Regions from separate parts of the Homo sapiens genome. Here region 1 is linked to region 2. A link is a loop called in an ENCODE intact Hi-C map of the cell type or tissue named here. Cell type or tissue: GM12878. All regions are shown on one strand. Each heading gives the region's core, and the rest is flanking DNA. Links, peaks and the distances in the headings are about the cores only. Region 1 overlaps BNC2 (basonuclin zinc finger protein 2). Region 2 overlaps BNC2 (basonuclin zinc finger protein 2).

Evidence for each region. Hi-C counts contacts between places; a loop is a spot of excess contacts. Peaks named below come from ENCODE experiments on the same cell type or tissue, not always from the same donor. Only the 100,000 strongest peaks of a DNase experiment are listed, where the experiment ranks them.
Region 1: it touches region 2 in a loop (5-fold over the local background); 3 of 110 quality-filtered maps call a loop at or near these places.

The regions. Positions count from the first base shown.
Region 1 is chr9:16,568,401-16,584,365 of GRCh38, reverse strand. BNC2 (basonuclin zinc finger protein 2) reads left to right here. Exons shown (of 7, transcript NM_017637.6): 4 at 1,281-1,383. Among named protein-coding and RNA genes, the nearest start is that of BNC2-AS1, 150 kb to the left of the region's middle. In GM12878, for the core only: a CTCF peak has its summit at 8,679 (motif pointing left); no DNase peak of the experiment used is centred there.
Region 2 is chr9:16,516,243-16,532,207 of GRCh38, reverse strand. The region is part of intron 5 of BNC2 (basonuclin zinc finger protein 2); the gene reads left to right. Among named protein-coding and RNA genes, the nearest start is that of BNC2-AS1, 200 kb to the left of the region's middle. RefSeq lists an enhancer at 15,730-15,965. In GM12878, for the core only: no CTCF peak of the experiment used is centred there; a DNase peak (open chromatin) is centred at 7,933.

The DNA of each region.
Region 1 (15,965 bases), core at 4,063-12,062, 53 kb before region 2:
GGAATTTGTCCCAGTCATGTTAACAATATCCAAAATACTGCCTGTTACAAATGAGACAGTTTCTATAAAAATCCTAATGGTTCCAGAAATATGAGCATCTGGAGCTGTGTGAGTGAGCATGGCTTTCAGGCACAGAGCTGCAGTTTCAGGTATCCCCATGCCCACCCCTCCACCCCAGAATCAGTAATCATTGATTGCATCTAAATCTGCAGAGAGATCTTTTCCTGGCAGTTCAAGTAGTTACAGTAGATTGTTAATCTGCGAATGATCAGACTAAATCCCTTCTGTCTTCAGAATTTCTATGCAAATTAGAATTAACTGTATGAGATAAATTTATTAACTGTAGTCCGGGAGCTTAGGTCAGCTTTAGCACTATTCTTAAACATAGGTTTTTATTCATAAAAAGTTACACTCCATTTATGCTAATTTTCTATGGATTCATTTTATAATATTAACTGGTGAGATGGTTTTTTAAAGTGGTTATAAGGAAATGAAAGATTTTTAAGTGTGTTTTTCAGTTTTCTGCAATACAGGTGTACTGTTCCAGATATAAAATATTCACATAAATGATTTTTTCTGTTCCATGTCTGATCTGAAACCAAAATTTAAACTTATTTTCTTTCTTATGTCACTGTTGAAATAAGAGGAGGATTGTTTTTTATTTTTCAAAACAGGAACGAAAATAGAATAAAAAATATTCAAGGAATTGGGATGTGATTAAATAATAATAGAAATATGTTAGGTCTTATTGAGCACAGGAGTGTCTTTAAAATATATTTGAGAGTTTAGCACAACATTTAATTGAAATTCAGCAGAAGAAAAGTAATATTCTAATAATAATATTTGTGTGCCATATTTTACTTTCACAAACATTTCACTTGAATATTATTTTGTTACAGTGTATTTTTTGCTTTATTGACAAGTAGAGAAATTTAAGTGGAAATATATATTAGCAGCAATATACTTTTTTCTTTTTTGGATTTGTGATGTCGTAAATCCGGTATCTTATCGAATATGTAATCCTTTATTTTTATTCTAAGTTTGTAATTTAAAGGTTACTGTGAATGACCTAAAACATTGTATTAGTGAATGAGCTTTTGTTTTCTTTACCTTTTTTAATAAGAGATTTTGGTGATATCTAAATTTATTTTTAAAACTCTCCAGGCCCCTACCATCATAAAATCTTTAAAAATAGAAGTGGGCAATATTTATTGAAATGGTGAAAAGAGTATAGTATCTTTGAACAGATGCTGACCTTTTTTTCCTCCTTTATTTTTCAGGCCATCCGTTGCACACTGGTAAACTGCACATGTGAATGTTTTCAGCCAGGGAAGATTAACCTGAGGACTTGTGATCAGTGTAAACATGGCTGGGTGGCACATGGTGAGGAAAATCTGGGCTTTTCTTCCCGTTCTTATTATGTTCATGTTCGTGTGTGTGTGTGTGTGTGTGTGTGTGTGTGTGTGTGTGTGTCTGTTTAGAGGAGTCACTGGCCTGGAGAAGAGAGAGGTCAGCTGTGCTCCAAGTGTTAGTTAAGATTCAGCCTGCGGCTCTAAAACAGCATATTCTCAGCTCCAAGGAGCTAGGCGAGCAGCTCTCAGCAGAAGGCCAAGATGTTTATAGGACAGTTGGGCTGTGAAGTTCTTACTGAGCATGGGCGCAGCCAGCAAGCACCAGGCCTGATGGAAACTCAAACATACCACAGTTGGCCTTTCAGGGCCTGGACCTCAGAGGGAAGCTGGCAAATCCTCCTTGCTTGAGAACTCCTCGATGACTGCTCACCCTTGTCGTATGTGCTCGGGGCTGAGCTTATCCTTCTAGATGTTAAATGTTGTATGGTCTCAGGTGGACGAGAGAGTGAACGGGAACATTATTTGGCTGGTATCTGAAAATATAACCTGTAAATACTCCCTTTCAGTGTGCATGGGGATTGGAGGTGGTCGACGTAGGTAGAGTGTGAGCTCTGTGTAGGTGTGTGCTGGGGTGGGGAGACCCCACGCGAAGGATATGAGTGTTGAGGGTTTTTGCCAGGTGCACAGAGCCGTTCTGTCAGTGTGCCCTGACCGAGCGTTCAGCATATTCCTGTGTATGGTTTATGTTTATTCTGTTTAAGTAAAAGGAGACTTGGAAATAAGCAGACGTTTTTTTTTCCACCTCCCAGACTGTAGAATTTAAAAAGATAGGTAATGTTTATAAAAAGAAATCCTGGCTTGAGATTTTTTGACAGCCCCGGGTATTGCCTCTTAAGTGGACATATTCTTCATTCCCAAGCAGTGCCAAACATCCAGTGGGTTGTATTTTTATAAATGTCATGTTATTCTAGCAACATCTGAGGTAACAACACTGGGCCATGCCTCGAAATGCTTTTAATTTATCATGTACCTTGCTTGTGAGGGCGTGTGTGATGGAGTTGCGGGGACATTTCAGCCATGTTTCTGTGAGAGAGAGTACTCTGAGAGGAATACCCGGGAAGGGGTATGTTTCCACCATGCAGCCACAATCCTGCAGTCCTTCATGCCCACAGGGATAGAGCGCTTTCCTGCTTTATTAACAAGGCCCAAATCAGCAACAGGTCTCAGTCCAGTCTTGAACAACAGATGAGCTGCATTTACTTCTGCAGTCTCTTTATGTTACTACATTCAATGATTTCGTCTCTCTTCATATATTAGTTTGCTAGGGCTGCCATAACAAAATGCCACAGGCTGGGTGGCTTAGAGAGCAGAAATTTATATCCTCAAAGCTCTGGAGGCTAGAATTCCAAGATCAAAGTGTTGGCAGGGTTGGTTTCATTCTGAGGCTTCTCCTCCTCATTTGTAGATGGTCACCTTTACATGGTCTCTCCTCTGTGGGAGCATGCCCTGGTGTCTGCAACCTCCAACTCCCGGGTTCAAGCGGTTCTCCTTCCTCAGCCTTCTGAGTAGCTGGGATTACAGGCATGCGCCACCACACCCAGCTAATTTTTGTATTTTTAGTAGAGACGGGTTTTCACCAGGTTGGCCAGGCTGGTCTCGAACTCCCGACCTCATGATCTGCCAGCCTCGGCCTCCCAGAGTGCTGGGATTATAGGTGTGAGCCACTGTGCCCAGCACTGGTGTCTTCTTGTGCATCCAGATTTCCTCTAATAAGGACACCAGTCAGATTGGATTAGGGCCCACCCTAAGGGCCTCATTTTAACTTAATCACCTCTTTAAATACCCTATATTCAAATATAGTCACATTCTGAGGTAGTAGGGGTTATGACTTCAACATAGTAATTTTGGGAGAACACAAGCCCATAACAGTTCCCAAATATCCTTTTTTTCTCTGAAGAAGTATTGGTTTTGCTGGGTAATAGGTACAGAGCTTATATCCTAAACTCATCAGAACCATATGAATATTGGAGGCAGTTTGGTTGTAGACTGTTCTGAGGTCAAATCCTGGCTCTGTCACCTCATGACATGTTAATATTGCTGGACTTCAGTTTTCTTGCCTGTAAAATAGGATTAATAGTTCCTACTTTACAGTCTTATTATGAAAATTAAAGAGAAAATATATGAAGCCTTTCTAACTAATACATATTAAAAGTAAAATGGACAGTAGATGAGCACTAAAGGGGAGGCCAGTCGTTGAACAAAGGCGTTTCATTTATTCGCTCTCATTTTTGCCAAAGCCATCTTGTATTATCATTATCTATCTACTATGGTAGCCTTGGAGTATAAAAGTTAACTGTGTCACCAGTTTGTTTTATCTATTTAATGTCCATGTGCATATTACATTAGTAATGTAAAGGAAAAAGCAATGTTTTTTCCTTCTTGAACAACATAAATTATTCCTGGCCAGTGATTGTTTCGAGGACTTTCTGAAGAATGTCATTTTTCACCCAACTTGAATAAGATGTTTTTGTTACACCAGACTGTGCTTTTTCTACTGTACCATTAAAAATTCTATGTTTCTAGGATATTAATTTTGGTGTTTCTCAGACCTTAGCAAAATGTATTCTAATTCTTTCCTTTACAATTATCACCTTGACCTCTTTTTTCCCACAACAGGGAGATATCTGTATACAGCTCAAAATGCATACACCCAAGCATGTGAATCCCACACTCTCCCCATTCATGAGGCCAAATACAGCAGTGAGGGGTTGGCCTCTAGCCTTGGAGTTGGCAGTGGGATGACAGCACCCACTCTTTTTGCCCCTAGCATTACAACTAATTGCTTCATTCCCTCTCTCTGCACAGAAACCCTGAAATCGTGTCTCCAATGACTTCTGCTCAGAGGTGAAACACAGCATTCTTTCCGGCTGCCTTATACTGTGCAGTGTCCTGGGTGTGGGGCAATGAGGAAGTGACTTGGGTTTTCTAGTGTGTAATTTTCCTCTGAAATGCATGGAACAGCAACAAAACTACCAAGATACATTGCCCAGAATGGTTTCATGGTAGCACTGAATGCATTCTACCTGTCATTATGTCAATAAAAAAATTTTTAATATCTGCTGCTAAAAAATAACCAAATGCCAAAATCATGTATTCTCTCTAAAACAGATTTTTAGAAATTTGTTGACCTCCTTTCTTGAATAAATTATCCTTGTTAACAGCATTTTCAGTTCATTCCTAAGATGTTGGATTTCATGGGTCATTATCTACCATATATATGCACATATGTGTGTCTCTGTATATGTACACACACAGAAACACACGCACATTCTCTCTGTTGACTTACAGATTGCTTACTAAAGCTGCGTAAGTTGTTGACGTTAACTACTTTACAAAAATCTTTAGAAATGTGTTTCTAAAAAATTAAAAGCTGGGTGTGGTGTGTCTGACAGCCTGTATTCCCAGCACTTTGCGAGGTTGAGACAGGTGGATCGCTTGAGCCCAGGAGTTCAAGACCAACCTGGGCAACATGGCAAAATCTTGTCTCTACAAAAAGTACAAAAATTAGTCCGGTGTGTTTGCGTGTGCTCTCGGTCCCAACTACTTTGAAGGCTGGGGTGGGAGGTTTGATTGAGCCTAAGAGGTCAAGGCTGCAGTGAGCTGAGATCATGCCACCACATTCCAATCTGGGTGACAGAGCAAGACTCTGTCTCAAAAATAAAAAAAAAATAATAAATTAAAGAGTGATTAATTCATTATACTGCAACACCTGGGTTTTGAAATTATTAATACTTAGTGGGCTGTGTTACTTTTCACAGAGTATTTTCTTAAAATCCTTAGCACTATTGAGTTAAGGGAGGAAGGAATCTCAGAGCAGTTCTGAATACCAGTAGGTATTTCCCACTAAATTAATAAAGGATTTCCTACCTTACCACCACCCTGCCCACATTAAGGAATCTTAGCTCTTTCACTCTGATAATAGAAAGCAGGGCTTATTGAATTTACTTAAACATTTTTTTTTCTCTTGGTAAAAGATGGCCATACCTAGTCTGTAATAATTTAGTTGATGGGCCAGAAATGGCTCAGAATTTCTAATTCTGTCAAGTCTCTGTAAAAGGACTCCAGTTTACTGCCACTACTTCACTGAAATACTATAAATACTATATTTTTTACTTTCCCTTGTTTGCTTTATCTTCTCAGTGCGTTTCCTTCATTCACCTAAAACAATCTGAGTATGGCTTGAAAAACAATAACAACAAAAGTTTTTTAGAGCTCTTTTTGGTTCGAAAGTGGCAAAATAAGATTAAGATATCAGGATAAGAGCAGTAATGGGCTCCTTTTCTGGTGATGTAATTTTTTTTTTTCTTTTTACCCTTTGCCTCCACACTAGAGTAGCAATTTGGCCATTCACAGAATTCAGACTTCAGCCAAATATTTTACAGAATGTTAAAAATTAGCTGGTACAACTAGAATACACTCAGCATTGGGTGCAGGTGGGAGTGAGTCCTACTTACTATTCTCCCTTGAAGAATACCTGCTTCTAACAGGAAGCATTACCAATAGGAGTTTGCTGTCTTCGTGAAAAAAAACAGGAGGCATGATGTAAAGGTTGAGGACTGCTGCACGAAACCATTTTTATTGTTTAATATTTGCAAGTTAGTTTTAATGTCCATAGTTTAGATGAGGACTTTATTTCTAAACCATTAAGATGAAGGTAAATAAAATAGTAAAAATAAGAAAGAAAACAAACTGAATTCTAAGGCGTTTTAGGAAATATTTAATGATAATCCAGTACAACTGGAAAATTGTTTTTATCCCATGATATTTGATTTGTGTATTTGATAAAAGAGGTGGGCAGATTTTACAGAGGTAATTCATTTAGAATTTTTTTTTAAACTAGATCAGTAACTTTTTCTTCTGATGAAGCTCATTTGTTAAGACCATCTCTTTTTTGGAAAAAAACAAAAAAAAATTTTTTTTTAATTCCACTGTTTCCTAGGTATGTGAGGTGAGCATTTGGCAAGAATATGAGACTTGATGAATAAAAAATACATTTTATAGCTTAACGCACCCACAGCAGCTTTCTCTGTGCAAATTATTTTCTTTTTTTTTCTTTGACTTTAAATGAAAGGATATACCATTCCAACAAGCTGCATGAATACTAGAATCTTCATTCACTTTCAAGAGATCTGAATTAATACCAGTGTTATTTCCTTTGGCTGAGGTCTGCCTGCAAGAATGCTTGTTGCACTGGAATTTTGAGACCTTTCTTTTATTATGTTCTGTAAATGTGATTTCCTTTTACTGCATGCATTTCATTCGAGGAAAAGATAGTTTTACATTATTACTTTAATTATTTACTAATTAAGCCAGCTTTTTTCCTGCCTATATTTTCTCCAAACTCCTGATTTTTTTTTAATGTAAAGTAAGCAGACCTGGTCTACATCATCCAGATCATCAGTCAGTAGATATTTATTAAACCTATCTCATACATGAAGGATTGTGCCAGGTAGCCTTCAGTTCTTCCACGGAAATGATGAGAAGTATAAAGTTAATTTAGTATCATATACCAACCAGCTTTATGGTTTAATGTACTGTAAGACTTAATATGCATATAACCCATTAATTTCAAACCTTTTTTTTTGTATTCACTGGATATAATTTTTCTTTTTTTTTTCTCAGCATGGTTGAATTTGAATTTTCAGCTTGTACTTGATATGTCTTATCAGACCAGGGGTATTTATAGAGACCTTCACCCAAATAGAAAATATAGAATTTTTGATTGAATCTGAATATCAATAAACAATAAATGATTTTAAATATAAATATTACCATGCAAATTTAGGTGAGAGTCCTTTATGTTTATTTGCTAAATCTGGCAAGCCCATACCTAAAAGAAAATCCTATTCAGACTCAATTTGCATAAATCCTAAATCAGGGCTATTGGTCATAAGCATCCTATAATCAAAAAGGTTTTGGGCCAGGCGCGGTGGCTCACGCCTGTAATCCCAGCACTTTGGGAGGCCGAGGCAGGTGGATCAGGAGGTCAGGAGATTGAGACCATCCTGGCCAACATGGTGAAACCCCGTCTCTACTAAAAATACAAAAATTAGCTGGGTGTGGTGGTGCGTACCTGTAATCCCAGCTACTCGGGAGGCTGAAGCATGAGAATCGCTTAAACCCAGGAGGTGGAGGTTGCAGTGAGCCGAGATTGTGCCATTGCACTCCAGCATGGCGACAGAGCGAGACTCCATCTCAACAACAACAACAAAAAAAGCTGTTGATTATATCAGTCCTACATTTAGAATCATGAGATCTCAGTATTTTATTTACAAATTCCTCAAGTTCGTTGGAGGCATGGTAGTTTGTAAGGACTTACAAGCAAGGCAGATCAAAACAAGTAATTTTTCATTTTGTCCTATGAAAGTTCACATGTCTTTATTATTTGTCCCAGTCTATGTTCTTATAAATTGTCTAAATATCTGTGAAAGTGGTTTGTTCCCAACTGGTAACTCTCTAATATTCTCCCTGACTTGAGTCCAAAACCTAGCATAACTAAAGTAGTCCAGTCTTTTCCTTGCCAATCTCTTTTCTTCCCTAGTCTTCTCTCCTTCCCACTCCGCATAGAAATTCCTTTATCATAAGAATAAAGCATGACATTTCTGTGATATCATGCTCATTCTGAGTGACTCCACAACAGTGTCCATATGATAATTTGTAAATGTGTCAAGATAAAGAGAGGAGACTAAAAAACAACTAAGTTTCGTCTGACAAAGGGAGATAATGTTCCCAGCAAGCTCTGGCTTGGAGACTATCCCAACGAAAACAACATTTTCTTTCGTAGAAATTTTTTTCCAGAGGGGTGTTTAGGGTTTGGTGAACAGTAGCACAGGCACTAATTTGAGTCCTCAGGGGAAGGGAAGTACATGCTTAGCAGTGGCAAAGTAAGAACCAGATCCTTAGGGGAAATGTTTCTAGGGCTTTGTTCAGAAACACAAGGATAGAAACACTATCGTCTTCTTCCCTTGGTGCACTCGTTTGGAAAAAGCGGAAGCTGGTGCAGTATCTGCTTAAAGAATTTGTCTTTCTAGTGGACTTAGTTTTTCCAGATTGTAAATGCTGAAACCCGGCTTTGCCTAGCTGCAAAATTCTCTTTTGCTCAGGGAAAACAGCTTTTAGCTGCCTCCTAGTTTTGGTGAGGCAGCTGGATTCTGGTCTCTCCATGAGCAAAGTCCTTGGACTTTTTTCTTCGTTTTAGAGAGCAAAAGCAAGGCCATTTTCCTGCCTGGCACAGGAGGCTTTTTTGGGCTTGACCTGAGGGCACAGTGCCCTCTTCTGCCTCTCTCCTTTACTTGCTGATCACTGCTGATAAGCTCTAAAGGGAAGACATCCTCATAAATGCAAAGGTTTGGTGCTTGATTAATGGCACTAAGTATTTTCTTATTGTGTCTCTGAGCAGCTTTTGATTTGTTTCTCAGCCTGCACACTTTTTGGATGGTGCTTTGCACTCCTTAAATTTTCTTTAAACCCAGCGCAAACAGTGCCTCCCCTTCAAAGTCCTGGGCTGTCTGCCTATTAGCTCCCCAGATTTTCTTTTTTTCCTAGCTATGTTTTATTCAGATGGAACATAAAGTGAGGCTGGCAAGACCTGGCCTCCAGTGTAGTCACTGCTGGTCTGCTGGTAAGGAGTTTCGTGGGAGGGTGTTGAGAATGAAACACACAGAGCTGTATCCCGCTTCGGGTGAATGAATGGGAGGCAATATACAAAATAGGTAAGAATGTTGTTCTTGAATGAGACTGTTTACATTCACGTCGCGGCTCTGTCACCTACTGTAGGTAGAATCTTGCCAAGTTGTATAATCTCTCTGTTCTGTCATCTGTGAAATGTGAGTGATGATAGCTCCTAGCTCATAGTGTTCTTCTAAGATTAAATGAGATAATCCAGATGCCTCATACATAGTATACACTTAATAAGTGTTAGTTGCTGTTATCACTAACTTCCTATAAAAGTAAGACTTCAACACTGTGGACATGATAGACATGTTTTAGCAAAGTAGAGTGATTAAAAGTTGGGTGTGGCCAGGCCAGTGGTCAAATCCCTTCTCTGCCTTTTGTTAGTAATGCCTTCTCTAAGACTCAGTTATTTCATCGAGAAATTCGGATAATAATAGCAATGCATCTAAATAACACAGATTCATTTTGAGAGAGGATTACATGAAAGAGTAGGGTTAGCCCAATATTCTGGCACAACAATTTTAGGAGCTAGTATTGTTATTGCTAAGTCAATAAAATAATATTAAACATCAATATTAATGATAATATCTAGTGTCTCCCTTAAGGTACGAATGTGGAATGTGTTGGGATGAAACTATTTCTCCTTCCAGGGAAGGTTTTCTTCAGTATGCAGTTGCAGAGGTCAGGTCACCAGTTCTTTTGGCTGTTGGACCAAGTGTTCCGTAGGTGAAATTGTTTTCCCAAGCAAATCCAGTATAGTTCCATACCTTCCATTTCCCCTAAAATGTCATTTGAGCCCTTATTTGAACACAGTAAGGAATATTTTACACCAAAAGTCATTTTGAGAATTGCGCCAGTTAAAATAAATTATAGTAATATTTACCTGCTAAAAATCCAAAAGCTATAAGTAGGTGAATTTTAGGTAGGATTAAGGCTACTTTTACCTATTTTCACACCTGTCTTTTTGCATGTGAAGTGCTTCGATGGGCTCGCCACTTTATCATTTTATTGCATTTTATTACATCATAAATTTTTATATCTTGCTAACGATCCTACAGGAAGCTTAATTGTTTATAGGAGCATCTTAATTAACTGGAGTTCACCAGGTTAAGCAGAACACAAATTGAAGGGTTTATAAATGAAACACACTCAACTCCTCTCCTTTTACTCAGGATAAACTAGGAGATTCGGCTGGGTCGTAAGGACCCCATATGCCTCAGCAATATCATGTTGATCCTTTCAACCACTCTTCCTTCTCTATTATGTCATAAATGGTGACTTCTAACTCCTCTCCCCTCTTTACTGAAGTGTGAAATTGCTGGATAAGTACAGTATTTCAAAGATAACTCTGAATTGTATTCTGGGAGCCCTAAAATGTTGTTTATACATCCCATTTCTTACCAGGTTTTGCCTTTGTAGATGTTTATATATCTTCAAAAGGTTCTTGAATTAATTTGTTATTAGTTCGCATATACCCAAAGAATTGTATAAGAAGTGCTTTAAGTATTACTTTAAGTATTACCACAACTGGATAGACTTGTAACCAGTATTTGTTAAAAGGCCCAGTAGTGAGATTCCTCTCTTCGTTCAGCTGCTCCCTGGTACCCAGGGAGATCCCCACTTTGACCTCATGGGCCTCTTTGCCTTCTGTACAGTCAAGTGACGCTACAAATTTAAATGCAAACCCATCTAATTGAAAGGACAGTCTTGGGCCTTAGATTCTACTCGCCAAGAAATGTAAAGGCAACTCTACACCTGGCTGTCCAATAAGGAAGCCACTGTTATGGCTTTGAACACTTGAAATGTGGCTAGTCCAAATTGAGATGTGATGTAGGTATAAAGTGTACACCAAATTTTGGAGCTGTCATCTTATTTAAAAAAAGAATGTAAAATAGTCATTAAGAGTTGTTCTTCCATATATTTTTGATTTATCATGTCAAATACGTTTTTAAACATCACTTTTTTACTATTTTACTTGAAACTAGAAAAATTAAAATTCTGTATCTTGGCTTGAATTATATTTCTTTCTTTTTCTTTTTCTGTTTTTTTTTTTTTTTTGAGACAGGGTCTTGCTCTGTCACCCAGATGCAATGGTGCAATGTCATCTCATTGCAACTTCCCCTTCCTGGGTTCAAGCAATCCTCCCACCTCAGCCTCCTGAGTAGCTGGGACCACAGGTGTGCGCTACCACGCCCAGCTAATTTTTGTATTTTTTGTAGAGATAGGGTTTCGTCTTGTTGCCCAGGCTGGTCTCAAGCTCCTAGATGCAAATGATCTTCCCGCACTGGCTCCCAAAGCACTGAGATTACAGCTGTGAGCCTCCGTGCCCGGCCATAAATTATATTTCCATTAGACGTGGTAATCGTAGGCTCTAGGTATGAGAGAATATATTTGGAGAGCTAAAGCCTAGGTTAAAGTGGTTTGGTGGCAGAGTAGTTAGAATTGGTGTGATAATCCTAACACCCTAAATCCAGGCTCTTGTCCCTTGAGTCACCACTGTAAACTCTTTCCCAGTTTTTCGTACTTTGACGCTTGCTGCACTATTGATCCTGGCCAGTTTTTCCTGTGCCTTGTTCATCAAGAAAGTGGGATTCCCACCCCTTTACTCCCCTCTGCACCACCACTCCCCACCCCCGGAGCAATTAAGTGCTCCCTTCTTTATTTTCTCAATACACTTTGCTGAGACCAGAGGTTTCTGGGTAATACTGATCCTTCCACTAACTTGAAAAGCTCAGGAAGGGCACTTCACCTTTGTGTGCTGGAACATACTGCAGCATCTCATGTGGTGCATGGAACAAAGGTTTATTGAAACTCTAAGCTTATGGAAAAGTCTCACTCAGATTCCTAATTGCCATTTGCTTTTCCAGCAGCCTCTTCCCATTTTAAGGTATAAGCACAGCCCACAAACACCTTGTCTTTATGCCCATTTGTGCGTTTTTCTTTTCCAGTTCTCATTCTATTTTCACCTTTGCTGTTTCCCTCTGTCTTCAGACAACAAAATAAGTGAAAGGTAAGTGGGAGGTTTTAGCAGCCCAAACATCCAGGAAGTAAATTTTAGAGAAGTTAAATTTGTTTAATCATTAACAGATGTTGGTGTTTTTGTTTTATTCAGAAGATAAGATCTTGAGTGAAATACCTTCGGCTTTCCAGTTTTTTTATATTCCTTTGCCTGCAAAAATCTGAGGGTAAGACATTACCCACCCGCCTCCTTTTGGCTAATCGTGTTTTCCACTATCAGTAAAAATTAAAAAACAAATCAACCTCTAACATAAAAGAAAACACCTGTTTGGCTTGGAGAACTTGGCTAGGGAGGTGTTTTTTCTGACATGCCAAAAGCGACCATCACAAGGCCCCTTAAAAAAAAAGTCATTTTTTTTTCTATATTTCATGTGAGCATTGGCAGAAACTCTGACAAGCAGTTCTTCATATTTTATTATGTTCTTGTCTGCAGAATCTGTGTCAGGCAAAAACCTTGTCAGCGGAAAACCTGTCGTAGGATCAGAGGAGACAAAAACAGGTGTCACACAGGCAGTCAAAACTGAAGGAAAAAAAAGATTAGGCTAAAGAGAGAGAGGCAGACAATTACATTAATGCCATTGCTTTTATCTTATAGATGTGTGTTATTATCTCGGGGTGCTGAGTGCGCAATTGCCTCAAAGAAAAGTAGACAGGAGACAAGGGGAAACTTGATAGTTATTAACTGAAGAGGCAGTGTGTCAAAGCTGGATGGGGTTCAAAGTTTTGCAAAGGAAAAAAACTGCAGGCAGCAAGCAACGGCTGTGTGGTTCTGCTTTCGGCTACATAAACCGAGTAGCTATCTAACATTTTCTACTTGGAAACAGATCATAGAAGGAAAAATTAATGAAAGATTTCATTTGGAGTTCTTGGGGGATAACATTTATCCTATATATATGTGAATGAATCATATAACCTTTTCTCTCTTACAAAATCTTGCTACAATGTGAGACATGGTGAGGCATGAAGACAGGCATTTGTCAGTTCAGCTGTGTTGTTTGGATATATTTAAAACACCTATTATCAACACACTTTTAATTAAAAAAAGCTATTAAGAAGCCCTTTTACTAAGTGTGAACATCTGTATGTGCAAGCTGTAAATTAGGAGATCACATATGTGTGCCTCAGTCAGAGACTAAATGAATTTGGCAAGTGTTTTCTTTTACTGGTTTTTAAATACAGTAAAATATCTCAAGGAAAAATTGCTACATTTTACAATTTGTATTGACTCTTTTGATTGTGCCCGTTGGTACTGATTAATTGAACTTATCTAATTAGAAATTTTCTAATTAGAAATTAGGGTTACTATCATGATCAAATTAGTAAACAGAATTCAAAGCACTAACCAATATATCCCCTCTGTTTCTTTATTCACATTATTTCAGATGTCACTTCTTTTCTGAAAGTTTGCGCTCCATTAAATATGTGTGATGGTATAAAATACTTTCGTTTTGCCAATGGTCTAAATCCCAAAAGAGTTTTTGCCTTGTTGATAACTCATACATGTCAAACAGCCCACTAATAGAGAATGGGATGGTAACTTTAGGTTTCCCTATCTGCTCAATGATATGTTGATCACATTAGTGGAAAAATCGGCAGATACTGCTTTAGTTCTTAACATTTTCTACTTGTGCATTTAAGATTTCGTTAGGTTAGACTTTTCCTAAGCCCTAGGACTGCCCTCTTAACCCGTTTTTATGAGGAAATCTTTACATAGGGTCTTTTTATCCCACCGGTTACTGATACAAAGCAGTTTGATACTTGATATATGCATTAAGCAAATCCAGCAGTCCAGAAGAAAACACACGTCAGTGCCAAAAGTGTGTGTGATAGCCTAGAGATTTTAAGGGATTACAGTGGGGAAAACAGATTGATTATAGATTTAGAGTGAGATTTCAGCCTGAATTACTGGGGGAAGGAGGAAAAATTACTTGTGACACAAAGGTGACATTCATTTTTCTTTTTCAAGACTGAGTATAATAATTTCTTTCTTTTAGATATTTCCCTACCAGATGCTGGCTTTTTATACCACGACTCTCAATTTTGAAATATTTTTTCACATGTGATAGTTTAAAGCATATATTTTATCAAATAGTAAATATGCCTTGCCTTTGCACTTTTTGCTTAATGAAATTCTTATATAGATATATGTTCCTTTAAGAAAATTAAGTCTTTAAAGTGAATAACTGGGGGGTAGGGTGATTATTTTCTTACAGAAGAATTCGTATTTTTGTTTAATAAAAGGATGTACATAGTTAATTCAGGTAGCAAATCTCAATAGTTACTTTTAAAATGAGATATGTTTTATAGTCAGTGTACTGTGTATTAAATCCATTGGTACATAAACTGGATAAAGCAGGGTTTGTGTAGCCAACTTTAAGCTGGCTGAGGCAACTGGAGATTGGATAGAACAGCAGTGGCAATAATAATAATTCCCAAACCTGGTTTCAGCAAGTAGATTCAGTTACTAAATCTCTTCTTAGATCTACTGTCAAATTTGCAGATAAAATTTTCTCTTTGCCTGTTACCACCTTCATGTGGAGTTGCTGCAAAAGAGCAAAGGCATGCCCCCAAAAGTGGGCCATGTAAGAAAGAAGAAGCGGGAGAATAAGTATAACCAAGGACCTGTTTAATCTACTAGCCAGGAGAGAGAGCTTCTGAACAACCGAGTGGTGAAATACTTTTATGTGTGCCTCAGTCAGACTTTAATGCTTTTCAAAGTCTGTTTTGAGGACTTTATTATGCGTAAGGCCACAGGGGGAAATGCCATTCAGTTTGAAATATTGGCTGTATAGTCTCGAGTGGAGCTCAGTGTCTACCCTGGACTAATTGTGGGTGTTTATATGTGTATGTATATCCACATACCCTGAAAGCTACATGTCAACTGAGGTTGATTAAAATCCGTAGGACAGTGGGGCTTAACTGGAACTACTTTTGTCCCTCTTCCCTCCCTACAGTTTGGAATTACATTCATAATAAACCATGAGAGTATTTATACATTATCCCTCATGTATTAAGAGATGAGAAAAAAAATCAAGGGCCATTCACATAATGTATATAAGGTATAGTAATGTAATGAGGATTTGTAGAGGTTCAGTGGAGTTTATTCATTTTAAAAAACACTGACACACTATTTGTTGAAGAAAAAAAAAAAAACCCTTTGTACATAAGGGTTGACAGTTTTTATCACCACACTTGGGGATCAACTCTTTTAGCTAAATACCATTCGTTTTCTTCTTCTCTTTAAAAAAAAAAAAAAAACTCTAGAAGCAAGCCTTGGTATTAAATATCCTAATTAATTCAACCTTGACAGTTACAGTTAGAAAGTTGTGACTTAAATGGAACATGAGTTATTTTGTACTTAACTTGCTCCCAGTTACATAGTTCTTTCCCCCAGAAGTAGTGAATAAAATGTGCAGATCTAAATATTACTTCACGTCATAAGAAATTTTTCTCTTAATCACAATTGTTGCCTGCCTTCACGATCTCCTGATTCACTAAAAAGTTTTAATGTGTCATCATTGCCCTATATTAATGTTCTCCCCAAGTGTTAAGGCTTTTATTAGGATCTAGCTTACAATCTAAGAGTAGACTAAGTCTTTGCCTTGAGCCCTGATGCTTTTGCCTGGTAAGAGAGCTGAGTCTTACAATGGGAAAGGATTGATGTGATAATGATTCCAAAGGGCCCCTTTATGATGAAATTCTAAATACGCAAAATCCCATTAAACCTGTGGAAGTGCATGGGCTAGGTACATTGAAATGACATATCATTATATTGGGTATAGTGTGCTTATTATGAAGTGTGGTATAATTGAAAATTATTGGTCGTATTAGCAAAAATGAAGAGCCACCACCCTCATAAAT
Region 2 (15,965 bases), core at 4,625-12,624:
CTGTTGTATATCTCCCACTTGAATAATAAGCAGATCCTATAGTCAGTGCTTCCTAATGCCACTCCAGTATCAAGGATAAGCTACTTAAATAGTTTTACTCAACAGGATATATTGATAATTTATGTGTTAACAGAAAGTAGTAGCTGTGTTGTTACCAAAAAAAAAAGAACTTAAATCTTTAAAAATTTAATATGCGTTAGCAACTGAGATAACGAAATGAACAGTGTGGAGTTAAAGAATCTCATGCAACAAATGGCAGAATTTTAAGTGCATTTTGTCAAACTTCCCCATTTAAGAAGAGGGTGAGCTCCTTCCTATATTACTATTGGCAGCTTATCGGTGGTGTTAGTCAAGCATTTTGAATAAAATAATATGTTAAAAAATATAATTGATTTCTTTGGGGGAATACAGGAGATCTCTAGATAAATTCATTTAGATGGGTTGACAAAACTAATGGTGTGCATGATTAAGAAGAAAAATTTGACATATTCTGTGTATAACCCTTTGAGTATTAATTCTGACCAGATCACACTGTAAATAATGTTAACTGTCATAAAATAAACACAGCCGGAGTTTGCACCATATGTTTTATAATTATTTTGCAGCTTCTTTTTTTTTGTTTGTTTGTTTTTACTGAAAATGGAACCTACTGATAACTCTGTGAAGTTATGTTTACATAAAAGTAAATTATACTTGCACGTTAACAAACTTGGCTTCACAGACCAGTGTCTCTAGGTTTTTGTTTAAAAAAAAAATTAAATGAAAGAAAAACTTCTCCCTCTCTCGCTTGGTTTTTTGTTTTTTTTTTTCTTATTCCCTCAGAAACATCGTCTCAAACAGAAATCTGCTGTAGCATCTTGTCGCCGCTTTCTTGTTTTTGCACATGTGAAGGAGAAGCCTTTGGAATGCCACCCAGAGGAGGGAAAAGCCTAACCACTGAACTCACAGAGAGTGTTTGGTTTAAGTAGCCCTGGAGTGGCCTTTCAGACTGAGGCTACTGTGGTCTTCTAGTTTGTTTTTGTTTTCTACCTTCTTCCTTGCAAGTGTTTAACACTGCCAGAAATAAAGGCTCCCTTAGAACATTTAAGTAATTTTTAAAACTGTTATTATTTTCATAATCACCATCTCCTCTTGATCTCAGGGGAGGCTAGGCATCCTTGTTTATCTTTAATAGAGCCTTGGAAACTGATAGTGCCAATGGGAGGTGGGTGGCAAGTTTCGTAATATGCCTACCTCCTCCTGCCCCCTCCCGGCTCATTGCTAAATATGTCTCTTGGCAGATCTGACAATATCCATAATTATCAGGCACCGTGAGCCCTGCTGCAGAGCTGCTTGTGCATGACACCTGTCCAGCTCATGCTCTTCCCCTGCATCTCCTCATGCCTCGGCTTGCTGGCTGGCCGTGCGTCAGAGCAACAGTCTGCCGTTAGTGAACTCATTTCTCTTCTTGTCAGATTCTCAGACACCAGAAGTTCTGCCCACACAGCTTACAACATATACCATGGTTTGTGGTGCAATCTTTCACACAGTAGGCATTTCATAAACTTTTGTGAACAAATGCAAAAAGTTAATGCAGATATTTCTCTCAGCATTATGGTTTACATTCTCCCTCTATGAAGTGCTTTTCCCGCTCTTGACAGATTTCTCAGCATAATATCATGTTTTCCATAAAAGTGGATCTTGATCATCGCCCTCTCTCCTAGACAGAGAAAAGCCTTGTCAGTTTTTTTATGAGAGAGAAAATCCAGGGAACCCCAATTGGCTTTCATAGTGCTTAGCAATTCTCATGAAGGGGGTGAAATGTGGAGTAGAGAAATGTACAGTGATTTCTGGAACTTTTGTTCCAGAAGATGTTAATAAGGTGAAGTTGTTGTTAACTAAATTTTGCAGGTATAATAAAACTTGAAGATGAAGCTATATTCAGGGAGAAAATCTGCAAAGAGAGGAATTTCGTAAAGGGCAGGGTGAACAGTAATGCCGCTTCAGTAGTTCATGCCTGTGCATAGTCAACCTTAGAAAGGCTTTTTTAAAAAAAAAAACAAAAAACAAAAAACACTTCACTTTTTTGGCCAGGTGCGGTGGCTCATGCACTTTGGGAGGCCGAAGTAGGCAGACCACTTGAAGTCAGCAGTTCAAGACCAGACTGGCCAACATGATGAAAGTGAAACCCCATCTCTACTAAAAATACAAAAATTAGCTGGGCATGGTGGTCCGTACCTGTAATCCCAGCTACTCAGAAGCTGAGGCAGAAGAATCGGTTGAGCCTGGGAGGCAGAGGTTGTGGTGAGCCGCGATCATGCCACTGCTCTCCAGCCTGGACAACAGAGTGAGACTCCATCTCATAAATAAATAAAAAATAAAACTAAAACCTCAGTTTTGAAGGAGAGGTCATAGATTTCGGTTTGGGGATTTATTTAGTGGAACAGTTGTCAGGTATTCATAGAAGGTTGGATTAAGGATGAAACTTTTCATCCTTAGAAACTACAGCAGTCTATTTAATGAATAGCATACTCAAAAATTATGACTTAATATTTTTATTATTTATAAAATTTTATTCCACTAGAACAACTAGTAATCATCATCTATTATGCAGTTTTGACTAAACCCTTTTTCCACAACAGGGACCAGAATTAGGTAAGAAAATTTGGGAAGATGTCAAAATATATCAAAGCTTCCTTTTAAATATGTGTTATTGGTTTTTGATTATGAAAGTAATACAAAATTAATATAAAATTGAAACATTGCAGTAATGTATAATGCAAAAATGAAAACTGTCCATAGCCCCTTTTTGTAGAGATAACACTTCTCCATATGTTATCATTATCATGTATCTGTGGCACTAATTATGATTATTAGTAAATGGATTCATTCTATGTATATTTTTCTTATATCCTACTGTTTAAAAAATATATCTTGTGGTTGACCAAAAAATATCTACCCACTTCCACTCAAAATATCCATGTCAAATCCCTGGAGCCTGTGAATGGTACCTTATTTGGAAAAAAGGGTTTTTGCAGATGTGATTAAGTCAAGGATTTTAAGATAAGGAGATAATCTCGGACTCTGTGGGTAGGCCCTAACTACCATCCTGTGTATCCGTGTAAGATATTAGGAGATTACATACAGAGCAGAAGACATATGCAAAGGAGGAGGTGAGGTAAAGATGGCGGCAGAGCCTCCGGAAGCTAGGAGAGAGGCATGCAACAGATTATTTCCCAGAGCCTCTGAGTGGAACACAGCCCTACTCACACCTCAATTGCAAACTTCTGGCCTCTGGAACAGAGAGAGAATATGTTTCCATTGTTATAAGCCACTACGGTGGTAGTAATTTGGTGTGGCAGCCCTAGGAAACTAATACAGGCCTCTTTCCACGTTAGTATAGAGAGATCTCATCCATTTTTTGAACCTCCATATAATTTCCCATTATGTGGATATACCATAATTTATTTAGTCACTTATTTAAAGACAGTTGGGTTGTTTTCAGTGTTTGGGCTTTTCAAACACTGTTGTAGGAAATATCCTTATATGTGTTTATTACTGTGTATGTTTGTTTTTGTAGAATAAATATTTAGAAGTAGAATTGCCAGGTCATTATGTAGGTACTTCTAAAACTATTGTATTTTGGGTAAATATGACATCTGCCACTTTGATAGGAATATTTATGCTACTCTATCATGACTCTGGACCATAAACAAAGTAGATAACTATAGAAACCATCTCATATATTAACATTTAGAAAATCAACAGTGGAAGTTGTTCCTCTCAACTCAGTGTTCTGAAAAGCCTGAAAGCTCAATATATACTGAGTTGAAAATCTATGAGAATAAATATCCTCAACAAGTTTTTGTATTTTCGTTTCTCTAGGAACTGAAAATTTCTGTGACATACCTATTGTTTTCCCACCATGAAACAAGAGCTGTTAAAGAGATGACAAGAAAAAATAAGAGAAAAAGTTATATTCAAGAACTATTGTCATTTTAGAAAATAAGTCATATATTATTAATGGAGTTTGTTAGTAACAATTATCTTAAGTAATAATTATTCAAAATTGTAAAGACCAAACCTCTATCGTTTCTTTGTCATGATTTTTCTTCTCATTTTGTCATTCTAACCCCACAGCTCTTCAATCTTTCCTCACTTCCAAGTCCATTTTACTGTTGATAATACAAGATGCATTTGGCATCTGTTCTGTTGTTAAAGCCCTCAGGAAAAATTATAAAGCTGTTCTTGCAAATTCATCATTATTGTTAAGAACCGTAATTTACCTCATGGTTATCTCATCCTTTTTCCACCTCTTACCTGAGCTCCAGGATGACATTGCCTTCCTGGGTGAGGCAGCGTTGCAGCATCTCATCTCTCCCACCTTAATTTGTAGCGATGCGTTGCATTTGGGTGACAGGCAGTTGTTCGTGCTTGAATAACTCAGGATTTGAATTCTACAGTTTGTGGCATCCGTGTAATGCTTAGCAGTAGGTACAGCTGTTAACTATTCGCTTATAAATAATCTTTTTTGCCTCTCAACCTGTCTCCCAGGTAGTGTACCTGTCACCATTAATAACTCTTTAGCCGCTCCCTAGTGATTTGACCTATCAGTTGTCGTTCACAGAAAAGTGGTGCTCTGGCCTGCTATTGAAGCTTATGCAGGTTCTTTCAGCTCCTCAGTCACCCCAGCAGCCATATACTTGTAGGAAGTTGTGTTGGTGGGCTTCACAAGCAGGCAGCTGAACACTTCGTACAGTTTGATAAAGGTGGCATTACATTTTGAACAATAGATGATAAGACTCCCATTTAGACCGCAAAACAGTGCCACAGGGGTAGACAGGGGTCTGGGGGAGATAAGATGGGTGGTGAAGATGACCAACAGCAAATAAACTTTCCTGTCTCTTTGATGCTAATTATCTCTTTGCACCTAATTATCATGGCATCATCATCATCCTCTGATGTTTGCAAACTAAGAGTTGATGTGTTTGATCAGGTTAGTGAATCTGTCAGGTATGGCATTCTGCCTGTTTCTGAAGCTTAAGAATGAGAAGCCAGTAGCTATCATGCGGAAGATGTGAACTGCCCCCCAGTCCTTGTCCTTTAGCAGTGTGTCATTCCTCTGTTTGGACATGTGCTCTCTTGCTTCCTCTCTTCCTCTCTCTGTTCCTGAAGTGTGCTGCTTCCAACACTTCCCCAAATTAATTCCTACCTGCATTTAGGTCTCAACCTAGCCATCACTTTTTCAGGAAACTGCTACTGCTCTCTCTATTTGGCATTGACTGTACCAACTAAAATGCCCATATGGCAGTTTTCGTTTATTTCTTATTATGCTCTACAATAACTGCTTGTTTACTTGTCTTTTTCTCCTACTGGATTGTAAGTTTTTTCATGGATGGTACATAGTGTTGTTTGCTATATCCACGTTCTGGGAGTGTCATAGAATCTCAATAAATTTATGTGAAGAGAATGAGAATTTATTTTTTATGAACTCACTTTCCATTGACATATCATGGTCATATCAATGGGGAGTTCAGGCAATAAATTATGGCATATATTGTCTACTGTATACTGTGCTGGCACCAGGGGTTCAGATAGGAAAACATTTCGATTGCTTTTTACCCTTTTAGTGAGTGACTAATGGACATTTCTTTGTCTGAGGATATATCTTGGCAGTACAGGATTTCTTCAGACGTGGCTCAGGAAATGGCCGAGAGTAAGGTGAATCACAAGGCAAAAAAAAAAAAAAAAAAAAAAAAAAGCATTAAACTATGTTGGGAAGTAATCCCAGCATTGGTGGACACACATTATGTTTTTAAAAATAAATCCTCCAAGGAGGTAAATCAGTTAGGTATTATGTTGGTTTGGTTTTCATTTGGAAAGGAATTTACCTCGTAAACGATCTTTGTTATCCTTATCTCACTGGGTGTAAGGAGTTAGCAAATGATCACATTTTTAATACCCAGAAAAATACCATATTCTTTGCCACACAGATGTACGCATATGCCACATATACATACATATATGTGTATGTATGTGTTCCTTTATATATAATTAAATACAACAGTGATCTGAAAAGACCAAAAAGAGTAAGAAACTTAGCATTTTAGGGAGAACAAAAACAAAAACCCAGGATGAAGCATTTTAGTTTACCTTTATAAAGATCAGGACAGGTTATGTCTGTAGGAACTTATATACAGTATCTAGTAGATAGAATGATAAAATAAGAAACAAAAAGTATTTAGTCATAAGTTCAAGGATAGACTCTTGATTGTGCTGTATCAAATACACTTTTAAAGTTAAAATGTATTCTAAAAAGGAATACATGCCTTTAGCAAAAAAAAATTATATAAAGGACTGTGGTTGAAAGTAAGTGATATTGGGGTATAGTTCTAGAAATAGTCTGTGCATGTAAAACACAACATATCTTTCTGTGTGTTTGATAAAAATGGTGAAGGGGAATATAGTGAGCACATTATTCTGCACTTTTCCTTTTTCACTTAATAATATATCTTGTAAACAACTTCATATCAGCACATAAAGAGCTACCTCATTCTTTTTTAACAGCTGCATTGTATGGATGTATCGTAATTTGTGTGCCTATTCCTTCATACACTGGTAGACTAGGTGATGAAACATATTTTTGATCTTTGGTATTCTGGTTGTTGATAGGGGATAAATGGTAGTACATTGCTTTTATTTGCATTTCTCTTAATGAGTAAGGTTTACCATCCTTTTATGATTATCAGTCATTTCTGTTTCCATTTTTTTTCTAAACGTCTTTTCAGGTTCTTTCTATATTTCTATTGCGTTGTAAATCCGTTTCATTTTTAGCACCTTTTTGTATCTAAAGAGTATTAGCCCATAGTATATCTGTATTGTGAATAGTTGTTCATAGTTGGTTTTCAGCTCTTTACCTTGTTTTTGCTTTTGCTTTTCATTTGTTTTTGTTGCGTAGTTGGTTTTCTTTTTTTAAGTTTTGTGTGGTTTTATTACCTTTTGATTGACTTTTGATTCTTGAGTCTGGCTTAGAAAGATCTTCAAGTCCTTAAAACAATGTGAACTAGTTAATGTTATCTAGTTATCAATGTTATCTACTAGTATTTTATGTAGTAATTGTATTCAGTGAATTTCAATCTCCTTCCCCCCCCCTCCCCCACTCCGGGTCTCTGTCTGTCACCCAGCTGGAGTGCAGTGGCGCTATCACAGCTCACTGCAGCTTTGACCTTTCAGGCTCAAGTGATCCTCCCACCTTAGCCTTCTGAGTGGCTAGGACTGCAGGTGGTGCCACCACACCCAGCTAATTTTTGTATTTTTTGTAGAGACAGGGTCAAACTATGTTGCCCAGGCTGGTCTTGAACTCCTGGCCTCAAATGATCTTCCTGCCTTGGCCTCCCAAAGTGCTGGGATTGCTGGCATGAGCCACTGCATCTGGCCTGAATTTCAGTCTTACTGAATAAAATTTTTCAGCCAGGATTGTTATTTTCTTAAGGTAATAAATGTTGTTGTATAGAGCTTATTATTAATAAGATTTTTCATTCATCTATTTTTTCTTCCACTGTATTGTTATTTTAATGACATTTATTTACACAGAGTATGTTAAACATGTTCAGTAGATTATTATACATAGGAACATCAGAGTCCTATTTAGCAAATAGACTAATTTAAGCTCCTAATATTTTTAGGTATAATCCTGAATGTGTATTTAGAATAAGAAATCACCCCCCAAAAAAAAACAGGAAATGGAAACAGGAATCAAGGAGATTTGGGCCCTTTCCTTCTAAATTTCCTTAGGGAACTTGTCAGAAGTGCTTACCTAGAAATCTTGCCTGTTTGCACTCTGGCGTCTCCTTACCACCTAGGATGTTCTCTTACTCTGAAACTCCTAACGACCTAGGCAAATGAGAGACCTGAGCTGAAGCCCCATTCACTCTCAGGTTAAATCTGGTGTCTACTAGTAGCTCATACTGTACTTCATTACAGTTTCATCAGTCATTAACACTGGTAGCAGTTTCAAAGGGGTCACAGTCAACTCTGTTGCTACTGGTTTCCTTGTCATTTTATTTAACTTTTTTGTCTTTATTATAATTCGCTTCTTTTACCATGCATGGTGTTCTCACCCCAAGTGCTCATTAGGTAGTAAAGAGGAAAAGGTGGAGATTGAAGAAGCAGCTTATTTCACAGCATAATCTCATATGGTGGTGTTTTGTTTTTTTGGGTGAAGCTAAAATCTGTTAGAGTTGTAAAATAGAACAGTTATTAAAATATTCTTTTTTGAGATGGAATTGTTGTCCAGGCTGGAGTGCAGTAGCACAATCTCAGCTCACTGCAATCTCTGCCTCCTGGACGATCTCAGTTCACTGCAATCTCTGCCTCCTGGGTTCAAGCGATTCTCCTGCCTCAGCCTCCCAAGTAGCTGGGATTACAGGCGTCTGCCACCATGCCTGGCTAATTTTTTGTATTTTTAGTAGAGACAGGGTTTCACCATGTTGGCCAGGCTGGTCTCGAACTATTGACCTCAGGTGATCCGCCCGCCTCGGCCTCTGGTGTTGGGATTATAGGTGTGAGCCACCGCGCTGGGCCAAAAGATTCTTTTAATCTTTTTTTGTATTCTTTTTCCAGAAAGTTTATACCTTTCTTCTCTTTAGTCATACTTTGAAGAGGGTTTAACAAGATTCACCTTCACAGTTGTTTTTCAAGGCAGCGTTAGGACCTGACATTAATTGTTTTTTTTTGTTTTGTTTTTTTTTTTTGTTTTGAGACGGGGTCTTGCTATTTCGTCCAGGCTGGAGTGCAGTGGCGCTATCTCGGCTCACTGCAAGCTCCGCCTCCCGGGTTCATGCCATTCTCCTGCCTTAGCCTCCCAAGTAGCTGGGACCACAGGCGCCTGCCACCCTGCCCGGCTAATTTTTTGTGTTTTTAGTAGAGACAGGGTTTCATCGTGTTAGCCAGGATGGTCTCCATCTCCTGACTTCATGATCCACCCACCTCGGCCTCCCAAAGTGCTGGGATTACAGGTGTGAGCCACCGCGTCCGGCCAGTTGTTTTATTTTAAAAACCCTTTCCGTGTTATGTTTGTGAACAGAGCCATTTTCATTGATACCGCTTTGAAAACACACGAATAGACACTGAAACTCGATACCTGTGTTTTCTCTCACCAGTTCTGCTTCCATGTTTCATTTTCACTGTTCTCAGTCTTCTGATTGAGTGAATAATTAAATGATGACCTGAGAGATTGGTGGGAGTGAACTCTTGGAGCATCCAGCTTTCTTTATGAGGCTTAGACTGGCTTTTCTTTCCCATCATGGTTTTAGGCTTGATAGATGACTTTATACTTTTCTGGACAGCTGGGGGTTAAAACAGAGTGGTGGTTTTGATTTTTGGCATTTTTCAGCTGCTCCTCAGGAGAATATAAAGTGCCTGTGGAGCAGGTCCAAATCGGTGGATGTTTAAGAGAAGGGGGAAAAAATAGCTGAAGAACATTCTTCTGTGACTTAGTTGCCTTCTGTTGCATTAAATGGATGGAAAGGGGGAATAAGTGTTGTGCTTTATCGTTTTTAACATTAAAACTCTTTTAAAAAGCTTCAAACCTTAAAAAACACGAAATGACCTTCAGGCCTCTTGGCTCCCACTGTTCAGGTTATCAAGTCTCAGTCACACCCTCCCCCATCCCTGTAAAAAATCTAAAGAGAAGTGTGAAAAGCATCAGAAAGTCTCCTTTTGCCAGTTCAGCCTTTTAGTCGCTTGCCAGCACCTTCATCTCTTCATATGTCTCTAGCTAAGGTCTTACATGGAACAAAAACCCGACAGCAATGGAGACCAGATGCCGGTATTTCTTCTCTGTCACTTGGCTGCTGAGCAGATGGAATTTATATCAATCGGGCATGCTAGGAGGAAGAGGCCGTGGCAGCCAACATGTGGAACTGGGGCTGAGTGACATTTCTGCTAATGTTTTGTCCTTGTAGAACATTATGCTTCCTCTTTGCTTATGAGCTGTGGTTTTCCTGACTCAGACTAGGTTCCAGCTCCAGCTGGAATGGCTGTTGCTCTTCCCCTCTCCTCCTGCCCCCCTTTTCAGGGAGTGCTGGGAGCTAAGGAGGAGTAGTGGGGCCTGCACAATGGAGCTCTTTATTAAAATACCTGACATCTGCATGCAATGCACCAAAATCATCTCAGCTCAAGCAGAGGAATGTGCTGGGCATTACTAGTCACTTTTTGTCTAGTGCTGTGTGCTTGTTTGATTTATATAATGAGTGAGTGCCTCTGGCAAAAGAGGATGTTGAGCATATTATTGGAGGAAGGGAGCTTTTTAATTTTTTCCAAGAACATTGTCACAGACAGGCCTAATACTCATACAAAAATATGAGTATTTAAAAACGGTTGCAGCTATCCCATGGATTTCTTGCTGTGGCTTAAAAAATGTTACACCCCCCTCTGCTCCATTTAAGGTAAAATTAGAACTCAGTAATCCAATTTAACATGATATGGAGTTTTAATGTTGGTGACTACTGTTAGTAGGAAGTAGCACTTTTAAGGAATCTCACGTTACAAAGAATCTCTGGAAGGAAAACGTAAAATACATGTCAAAAAACCATAAAGGCACACACATAGAAAGAATTATTGGTGAGTCTTTAATTCCCGTCCCCTCCCTCAGAAGAGTACATTACTCTTTTCATACTGCAGGAAATAGGTATATGTGCGCAAATTATATTTTCTTCTCTAATGATGTAAACCATTCACGTTTTACCTATTTATGGCCAGTATATGACGAATACTGCCATGCTAACACGTTATATCATAAAGCACTGAAGTGTCATGACATTGCTGCTCACATTGCCAAATCAGCAACATTGTCCCCATTCCCACTTAGACCTTTTATTTCCGGTGGAAATTTAACTTAAGATTTCAGTTGGGTTGTGGGTACATTCGGAGCACCAGACAGGGGAGGTAGAGGGAGATAGAGCTTCCACTATTTTTGTTCCTTTCTTTTGAAAAGCAGCCTCTGGCAGACCTTTCCTGGTCTCTTCCAAATATGTCGGCCACATCTGTCATATCTTGAGTTTTCTAGAAAACTCCCAGGGCAGGCTAGCCATTCTTTATCTTTAAGAAGCCTAAATTCTGTCTCTTTATCACTTTTTTAAGTGATTCTCCTGTCTGATGTATGTTCCTCTTATATCTTGCTCCATGGTGTGGGGATGGCCCCACAGTTCCCTTGGGATTGAAGTAAACCCATGTAAATTGATGAGAAGCTGGAGTAAAATACTAATATTAGTATGTCTGGAGAAAGACCCAAGTCAGTCATTCTTGGAGGAAATTCTTCAAAATTGCCTTGGATTTCTGTTTTTCTTTGCAATTTTTTTAAAGCTATGCTTGTGCCATACTGAAGACAGGATTTCTTATTTATAAAGTCATTCAAGTGGCCTGATATAAGAAACTTATAGTAACACAACATATATGCCCATAGCTTATGCAGGTACAGTGGAACCTGGAATCACAAAGTACAGTTACTCCTTACTGTGTGAACTTGAGCTCTCTGTACTCAGGAATGATATGGATTCAGATAAATTACTTAGATTGGGCTGCTGGGATGAAAGGAGTCTCCCTTGGTCTACACTCTCTTATGTGCTGTTCAGAGAATGTCCTATCTCTTGCTCTCCAACTCTTGCTATCTATGCTATCATTGTCTAAACACAGGAAGAAGACAGATTTAGGTAGTGAAAAATGTCTGTGCATGCAACTACCTGCAATATTGCAGAGGAATAGGAATCTCATGCTCTCCATTCAGATTGTTCTTACACCAGTTCCTTTCCTTCTCGATTTTGTACTTAACCATTCCTGCTTTTCTTTTTGAATCTTTGGCTTCTTTCTTGTTCAAGGTTTTCTCTCTTGCTTCTCTCCCTTTCCCTCAAAATCACTCACATAATGAAGCACTGACCTTCGATGTTTCCTTTTCTGTGACCCTTATGACAAGAATGCTTCAAGCTGGAAGAGCCCAAGTGTCGGGTTGGTGTTCAGCAGTGTGAGATGATTGTTTTACTCTTGCCTGAGAGTCCCATCAAGAAGCACGGGAAAGGTTTCCTCGTAGGCCTCCTGGAACTACTGTGCGTGTGCATTTAGCTGGAAGAGAAGGGAGCAGACATCATCCTGCAGAAGTCAGATTATGGTAGCCAAAATGTGTCGGTATCTGCCCATTAGAGTTTCTCAAGAAGGATTCTTAAAGATAATTTGATTTGGTCCTTGGATTCTGGGCCTTGCCATGTTTGGTCCCAGGAACTATGGCACTGGTCCCTGCCAGTGTCTGTTGACTGTCTCGTGGGTATGGTCATCTGTCCTCCACTGGAACATAACTCCTTTAGTTCTACCTGGAAGGAGGCCAAACACAGTCTTTGGTGTTGTTTCAAAGTCTGATTCTTTCTCTTGCCAGTTGTATGACTTGAGCAAATTACTTAACCTCCATGAACCTCACTTTTCTCTTCTGTGAAATAGAAATGATAATGTCTACCTTACAGGGTTGTAGAAAAAACTGGAGAAAATGGTAGTTAAGTGCTTAGTACCTAATGAGAACTCCACAAGTAGCAGCTATTTTTGTTGTCATTGTCTGCTAACAGCATGGCAGCCTTGGACAGCCTTTCCGTCTAACCTCATGTTTCACTTGATCAGCAGCAGCCCCAGGTCTAACTAGTGTGCTGCCTTTGAAGTCCACCCACTGCCACTAGGGCTCATTCGCCACTACAAAATGAGAAACTCTCCCAGAAGTGAGGGTTGTCTCTACCTGTCCAAAGGAACACATCTCTACATCCGAAGAGGTTATCTCCTAAATCTGCTAAGGTTGATTTGAGATAAAAGCTCCAATTCCTATCTTTTGGGACTTTACGTTAGAATTTTCAGAATCCTTGTCTCTGGCCCTTGATCCATTCAACTAGGGCTACTCCTCTTTCCAGCTCTAGACAAAATTTCTTCTGTAAGAATCACCCCCTCATACCTATCCCTCCCCTCTATTGCTAATGGAATGCACTGGGATTTATCATGCAAATGAAGGTCACACCTCCCAGAGACACAGTCCCTAGACACTACTGGGTTATATTTTAATGACAGCTGAGAAGGTAGGGCCAGTAAAGGAGGCATTCATCCCTGTTTAAAAGAAAACGAAGCACAGTGCTTACCTCTGTCTCTTTCTAAAAATTAATCTGACAATTCTGGCAAGCACACCTTCTCTTCTCAGCATAGAGACATGCTGATAACACACTTGCTTTTTGTTTGTTTGTTTGACTCACCAAACTATATGATAAAGACATTTGTTTTCTGGTTTTATTAAAATATGACTTTAGGGCCGGGCTCAGTGGCTCACGCCTGTAATCCCTGCACTTGGGGAGGCCGAGGCAGGTGGATTGCCTGAGGTCAGGAGATCGGGACCAGCCTGACCAACATGATGAAACCCTGTCCCTACCAAAAATACAAACATTAGCCAGGCATGGTGGTGGGCACCTGTAGTCCCAGCTACTCAGGAGGCTGAGGCAGGAGAATCACGTGAACCCGGGAGACAGAGGTTGCAGTGAGCCAAGACGGTGCTACTGCACTCCAGCAAGACTCTGTCTCAAAAACAAAACAAAAAACAAAAAACAAACAAACAACAACAACAACAACAAAAAATATATATATATATGACTTTTGCACCTGTACATCCCAAATCTCATGTAACAGAGACTTTAGTAGAATATGATTAATAATAGTAAGGTGGGGGCATTTGCCCTTTATACCTAAAAGGCATGTTTTCTATTTTTATTTTATTATTATTATTTTTAAAGATATGGTTTCGCCCTATTACACTGGCTGGAGTGCAGTGGAGTACTCAGTACAGCCTTGACCTCCTGGGTTTTTGCAATCCTCCCACCTCAGCCTACTGAGTAGCTGGGACCACAGGTGCACACCGCCATGCCCAGCTAATTTTGTATTTTTTATGTTTAATAGAGACAGGGTCTCCCTATGTTGCCCAGGCTGGTCTTGAACTCCTGGGCTAAGTGATCCTCCCGCCTTGGCCTCCCAAAGTACTAGGATTACATGCATGAGCAACCACGTTCAGCCATATTTTTAAATTTAATTTTCATTATTATATTTTTATAAATAATTCAAGCTACACCGAAGTATATATAATAGAAAATGAATACACACATCTATTGTCCCTTCTTTCCAGATTTCACTCTCAAGATGCAACTGGTAGGCCCAATAACCAGTCTGTGTTCCTTCGAGACCAGTAAGTTTTAAGGGATTTGGTAGAAACCCTGGCATGAGATATTTGTGCCAAGTACCATTTCGGATTGGTTTACACATCTGAAGTATGGCTGAGAATTCTGCAATTATCTAGTATATTAATCATCTTAGAAAACTCAGGACCCTATGACTTGTCCACCCTGCTTTAGAAATAAAAATGTATATGGTTACATGGAACCTACAATTTACTGTGTTTATATAAACACCCCAGGCATATTTCCTTTCAAAAATGAAATGAATGATATGATTTTTTTGTCTCCTTTAAGCTTTGGAGGAAGGAAGTAAACTAATGAACTTTATGCTCTTGTAAATGTAATGCTTTGCATCATAGGACACCAGGTCAGGTTTGTACATTTACTTAAGTTTGTGTGCACTTGTGTACGTGTGTGTGTGTTTGCAATTAATTTGTCAGGTAAATTACAGCATATAGGAATTACCCTCCCACTGCCCCTTCTTTCTGGCAAGCAATACTGTTTAAAACACATACTCATGATCAGAATTGGGCTAAAACATTTTGTAGAGCTTTATTTATTTAATGAGATACCACTAAAGCCTTAATACTGTAAGGCAAATATTGCAGTGAATGCCAGTATTTCAGTATATAGTAGCATATCCTTGCCTTTCAGTCTGTTAAGATTGACTAACATTTAATTACCTTGCCTATGTTAAAAAAGGAAAGAAATTACCTTATAGGGATATGCAAGCTCCTGAGGTTTCTCAGCTGTGAGCCCAGCCAAGTTGCCCTCCTCCAACTGGCTACTTCCCTCCTCAACACACAGAACCTTATACACAACAGTAAATAACCCTCAATAAATTTGAATCTTATCTCAATCTAAAGACACCACCATCATTATGGGGGAATGTTGTTAGTCCTCAAAACCTCAGTCAGTTTAGAACAACACAGCAGTATCCAAACTTTTTGGCTTCGTCTGGATATTGTTACTGCAAGTGTTGGTGCTGCATTCCTGGATGCCGTTTACAGAGTGATTTCTTAAACATTGGTTGTGTCACAGTGCAACTGACCAGTTTAAAGCCTTTTGCTATTTTGCTCACAATCAAAGAAACCAGAAACATCTAATTAACGTTTACCTCATTTAGAGTTAGAATCACCTGATTATTTTACTACATTTGGAATAAGCATAAGAGATGCTTTTAATACGACAAATTTTAAAACTATCTGGATTAAAACACCTTTTTATTCACTTTTTTATTAAGATAAAACTATAAATTAATAATTAGTCTCCTATTAGTCTTAAGAGATTTTTCAAATGACTTTGGATTTTAAGATGAAAAAAGAAAAAAAAAGAAGCACACATTTAACTGAGTTTGTTTTGTGTGCTTGTTTGTATATTTAGACTGTGTGTACTAGAAAGAACCCGCTTTGGGATAGAAATAAAGACTCTTTGAGTTCTCACCCTGTATTGGGGGGGTTTCTGGGTACCTATGTATGTAATTTGGACATTGATGATACATAAGTGATATTTATCTCAGTTGGTATAGAAGGTCTCATGAGTTATCTTGACAGCTGCATAACTGTTATCCACTGTAAACTCGCTTCTTTAGGTTAGTGTGGTTAGTTTTTTTTTTTTTAAGTTTCCGCATAATCATTGGGGAATCTTAGCATTTAACTTGCAAACGCTTCTCAGAGTTCTGATACCTGAGGCGGCATCACAAGAACGTTATCTACACCAGCCCCATCTTGGTAGGACTGAAAAAAA